2 separate regions of the Homo sapiens genome follow, and region 2 is linked to region 1. A link is a loop called in an ENCODE intact Hi-C map of the cell type or tissue named here. Cell type or tissue: heart right ventricle. All regions are shown on one strand. Each heading gives the region's core, and the rest is flanking DNA. Links, peaks and the distances in the headings are about the cores only. Region 1 overlaps ZNF407 (zinc finger protein 407). Region 2 has its middle 15 kb from the start of LINC01898.

What was found. A loop is a pair of places that touch in the nucleus more often than their neighbours do. Peaks named below come from ENCODE experiments on the same cell type or tissue, not always from the same donor. Only the 100,000 strongest peaks of a DNase experiment are listed, where the experiment ranks them.
Region 2: it touches region 1 in a loop (4-fold over the local background); 24 of 110 quality-filtered maps call a loop at or near these places.

The regions. Positions count from the first base shown.
Region 1 is chr18:74,651,098-74,653,923 of GRCh38, forward strand. The region is part of intron 3 of ZNF407 (zinc finger protein 407); the gene reads left to right. Among named protein-coding and RNA genes, the nearest start is that of ZNF407, 55 kb to the left of the region's middle. In heart right ventricle, for the core only: a CTCF peak has its summit at 1,476 (motif pointing right); no DNase peak of the experiment used is centred there.
Region 2 is chr18:75,726,425-75,729,250 of GRCh38, forward strand. No RefSeq gene overlaps it. Among named protein-coding and RNA genes, the nearest start is that of LINC01898, 15 kb to the left of the region's middle. In heart right ventricle, for the core only: a CTCF peak has its summit at 1,224; a DNase peak (open chromatin) is centred at 1,217.

The DNA.
Region 1 (2,826 bases), core at 326-2,825:
GAGAGTGATAATTTTATGCAAGTTATGATTAAAACCCTGTTACTGTCATCCTTAAAGAGCACATTAAAAATACCCTGTTTGGAAAATGACAGTTTTAAAAATAGACAAAATTATATGTTAGTTATGAAGAGCGATGGAATTTATTGAGCCGAAATGTTTTGAAGGAGATTTAAGAATCTTGCACTTTGGGAAGAAGTTAATGACTGATTAACAACAGCAATTAAAAGATGAGGAAAAGGTATATAATTAAAATTGCAGTACTTGCTTTGTCAAGTACGAGTGTCATCTATTGTGTACTTGTTAAAAGCTGAAGAAAAAGAAACCAGCATTTAATTTCAGCCCGGTTTTGAAGAAGAGGCCGATAATTTGCCTGTAGATGCCTGCGTGAAGGTTGTAACTCATGTTTAAGCGAGACTGTGTCATTAGAAGTTCACAGCCATGTATTTTCTGTTGACAGTCATCGACAGAGAATATTTGGCAGTCAGAAGTAATTTAACTTAATTAATGGGATGCATATTTGATGGAGGAATAAAATATTCAGGCTCAGCAAAGTGGAAAAAAGGAAAGATTTAGTGGGAGTAAAAGGTTGAAGAATGTAATTTGTGCATTCATTCTGCTGCTCAGAATTATGAATTGTCTTGCAGAGATATAAAGCCGAGGTGATCCTTAGATGGAAATGTGCTGTCCCTCAACAAAGAGAGCAATCAAGATGACAGTTCATGATTTAATTGATGCCAGAGTGAACTTGCTCTAACAAATAGGGACATCACATTATTTTGAAAACTCTGCTGGAGTAGTTAGTCGTTGGATTGTTAAATATTCATTGTAACTTCAATGTTATAGCATTGCTGTGTCTATACTGAGTACAGACCAGTGAAATCTGTCACAGAGCCCTTAATCTCTCCTGTCAGATTTTAATTGACTTCCTGTAGGTAAAGATGACTTCATGGAAAGTTTGCTCAAGAATTTGATATCATCAAGTAGAGCAGCTTTTCCATTCAAGTACAGTATAGTCCCCCTTTTTTCTACCCTTTTAAAGAGGCTTTTGAAAATATTATTCAGAGCTATAATGTAGGAAATCACTTAAAATTACAGCAGAAAAATATCTAAAGATCAAAGTTAAGTACCTTTTTATAGCGTTGCCAAAATATTCAGCATATTTCTGTTTCCTATCATTATCTAAAACACATTTGATTGTTGGAAGACAGCAGTATGATTATATTTCTAGAAATAAAGGGTTTTAATACTTGCTAGGGTTTTTATTCATCGAGCAATTTCAAAATACATCGTAGCCTTTTCCTGTTTAAACTAAATATAAAATAAAAATATATATCATGGAAACGTTACTGTGGAACTTACGGTATTTTAATCTTTATTATTTGTTTTTGCTTATTACATGAATATTGCTTATATTTTCCCCCCATGCTGAGAACTTAAACTAAGGCAGTTAGATGTAAAAATCATGAAGGACCAGCAGAGGGCAATATTATGTTACTCTAACACTTCTACTGGGGTAAGTTTTGTGATTGAAACAATACAAAAGGTTTTCAGGGGTGGGTGCTATATTTTTCTCCATTAGTTTCATATTACAACTTCCCGAGGTGCTTCCTCCCTTGGTCTGAAAAATCAAAACAAAGAACTATTGGCAAAACTTTCCTAAGTCAGAACCAATGCACATAACACAGTTTAGTTTCTCCTTCGGTAAATTACATTTTCTCAGTTTCAGTCACCTCTCACATATAGGGTATGTTAGGTGTTTATAGCTGATCATTAGTGAGTTTGGAATAAATTTAAGCTTGCATTTCAAATCAGTCATATAAGCTATGACTGGACATGTTCCATAAAAACAAGGGAGGTTATTAGCAAAGCTTGCTAGATGTGGATTGGTTGAAAAACGGAAAATTCTAGAGATTTGAAATTTATTAAACAATTTATATTTGACTCCACACCCTATGTTCTGTATTTAGATTTTGTAGAATTCACTGAACATGGTTTGTGTGATGTGACATTTTGTTGAACCAAATTAAGCCTATCAAGATAGCCATAGATGTCTGTGGTAAGGAAATTGATGTCATTGCAGTTCTCTTGGATATATGGTTTTCCAATCAAAATATCTAGTTGCTATGAAGTTTTCTGTTTGGCTATTGTAGATTATGCTGTTTTAGTTGCAGGGATTTCAAGTTGAATCTCTTTAAAAGTTTATTTAAGCGTCATATTCTCAGTTGTCTATATTTTGAGTAACAAAAGAATATTGTGTCCATTAAACCTGCCATTTGCCAACTGAAGTTAGTAATAGTAACTTAGGTTTAAACACCTAGAAAATGATGGGCCTTTTTATGTCTATGGTTTATAAAATTATAATTTTGTAATCTCAGTATATTATTAATATATATTTGCAGAACTATTGTGAAATATTACTAACCATAAAAGTTGAATCTATTTTTGACTCAGATCTTTAGTATAGGGACAATGGGTTTTTAGCAATTAAATGCTAAATATATTTAACATGTATCGATATGCTTATATTTATTGAATCTTCATATATTGATTCATAGTGATTAGTTTCAATTTCAGTAATGTCTTTTACAAAATAGCGATACTACAAACTAACATGTTGGAAAAAAGCTCATGCTTATACATTATTTAAAGCATCAGTAGATTATCAAAAACTAACGTAATTATGCACACTTAGTGTTTCCTTATGATAACTTATTGAAATGATGTATGCTATTTGAAATAAAATGATGATTTTAGCTATTTTTTAGAAAAAAATGAATTGACATTGTTGGCTTATGTGTTATCATGAACATGCTAATATATTATTCA
Region 2 (2,826 bases), core at 213-2,712, 1.1 Mb after region 1:
TGAACACCTGGAACCTTCCAGAGCATATGCCCACTGTCTGTTCTGAGATGGCTAAGTTTTCTTCGTGCTTGAACTGAGGCCTTGGTTACTACACTCTCATGACCATGTCTGGAACAAATGTTTAAGGAAGCAGTCCACACAAGACTCTCAGGATGGCATGGCTGAGAAGATGCCCATTATATAAGAAACTGTAGAGTGAATAATGTTGGAATTTTAGTTTTTCAATTTCAACATAAAAGCAGAAGGGGATCGTATTTTTGGGCTTTGTGGTTTGTTTTTGTTTTTTTTTTTTCTGAGAATTTTATAATGGGAGGTGGTCTACAGTCGGGTCTGGGGCATTTGGTGCTGCTGCCACTGCTCTGACGTCTCAGGAGTGGTTGGTGGAGGGTGCAATTGGTGGAGGGGGCAGTGCCTGTCCATAGTGGGGTGGGGCCTGTCTGTGATAAGGCAGAAACAGGGCAGAAGATTCGGCAGAACATGGTTCAAAACAGCGGTGAAAGAAAAATAAAGAATTCCATCACGGGTATTCCATCCACCGGGATGCACCTTGTTACAACTGGGTCCAATCCCGTCACAGTCAGGTGCCGCCTGTCCTTCTGCTAAGCCCTTCTCCCCTCTCCCTGTGCTCCTGGGACTTGCATGTGTACTCACAGGGTTCCTCCCACCGTTATTCAGACCTCCGCTCATTTTATTTCCTTTCTCTCTTCCTCATTATATCCAATGGTGTTTGTGACCCTTTCTTTGTGGTCCAGCCGAAATGCTGTCTATTCCATCACACCTCTGATAGTCTATTTATAAGGCATCTCTCTCCTTTTAACTTCTGTGTCCAGTTATCTATACCCTTCTTGTGGTACATATCCCTTTATATATCCCCATTGTCATTATTTGTTAAACTTAATATCTTCTTTACTAGGGAGAAATTCTTCAAAGTCAGGATATATATCTATAGTAGCTTTGCAGGTCATAATAACAATAGCAAGTCTGTGAGATTTATGTCCTTCCAGATAGTAAGGCACAAAAGCCCATTGTGAGTTGCTCCAGTGATGTGATGCTGGTGAGAATGGACAGAGTGACACAGAAGAGCAAGAACCCCCCAGGCAGCCCCTCGGTGGAAGGGAATGTGGTTGCCAGCAGCGGATCCAATGGCCCACGAGTGCCATGGTGCTGGGTTTGCGTCTTTCCTCTGCCACACAAGCCATCTTTACAGCCCCTGGCGCCCCCTGGCTGCTGCTTCATGAGTGACTTCTGCTCACCACCTGCTCTCTTTGTTCTCTTAGCAGCTGTGTTTTCCTGTCATCTCCCTCCCTGTCTATGCTACATGCCTCTTTCCTAAAGAGAGGGTCAAACTGGGCTGGCCCATGTCATCCAGTATGGAGCAATCCTCTTCTGATGAGCGCTCTCGCCTTGCCTCACTGGATCCATAAGCAAAAGCTGCTTTGTCCATCCTCTTTAACACAATGAGACCACAGCAATGAGGCCAAACCCACAATCAAGTGATCCAAGCTTGATTACCAGGGGTCACAGACACCTCCACAAGTTACTATGGGCATAGCAGCTTTCTTATGTTTCCTCAAAAATGAGTATTGTAATATTTCCTGGCCTCACTGTTACGATAGCATTTTGGGTATCTACTGTGAACCAGTTATCATGCTAGATACATCCAAATCAATCTCTCACTTAATACAACATCCTTAATGGATCAGGTACATCTGGCACTGTGACTTCCTCACAGAGAATAAGTAGCTTTTCTAGTCACACAGTGGGTGGAGAAGGGCCAGCTCTAAGGTCGCTCTCAGAGTAGCCTTACTTAGGAATGCAATTGATCTCTCTATATCTGAAGTTCATGCCTTCCTGCATTGATGAATAATATGCTCTTCTCCTTCCCTTCTCCTGGAGCAATTTCTTTTTAATAGTCTTCTAATTATGAGCTCTTTAGCATCAAGTTTGTGTGAGAGTCGTGTCTTATACTACCTTGGGCTAAACTGTGTTTAATTTAGGCTTTATACTGATATTTTTTCAAATTCTTTCTTATCTTCATTGTTATTTTCTCTTTAGGATCTTTTCCATTATTTTTATTCATTCTATGTCATAGCAACTTGACATAGAATGTCCTGTCCCCTGCCTCATGTTCAGGCTGGAGTCCTCGATCAGGTGCCTCCTCCTTCCTCTAAGTCCTTGTCAGATGCACCCGTCACTCAGACGCCATCAGCAGCGATCCAGAAGGCTACATGCTCCGGCTTTTATTTTCAATCTAGCTACACATATTCCACATCCTTTTTCCTCTTTCAAAGTCAATAAAAATAAGTTTCAGGATTTTTTAAGGTCTCTCATTTATTCTCACATGAATCAGCAGAGATGAGTAACAGTCATAGGTTTGATGAATCCTGGCAGTTCCTCCATCATCCCTGGGAAGAGAGAACCTCTCACTACCCATGTCAGGGCGATGCGTGCCTGCCCTCATGCCCTTCCTGGAAAATTGCAATGTCTCCCATTCCCGGGTGAATAACACATCCATGGAAACCTGGGGCTCTTTTCCCCTCGCAATGTGAGAGATATTAGGTCTTCATAAGAAACAGCTCTGTTCTGTGTGGCAAAAACCTGACTGATTATTTTCACTAAACTCTGAGCTTCCTATTGGCAGGGTGCTTGCATCCTCACAGCACTATTACAGTTTTTTTTAATAATTCTTTTCTGGATAATTTTCTCTAACCTAATTAGGAGCTCTTCTAAGAAAGCTCAAATAGACAGGAGCGTTGGGGAGAGAAATAAAGACAAAGAGAGAGAGAGAGAGTGAGGGAGAAAGAGAAGGAGAGAGCGATTTCTCAA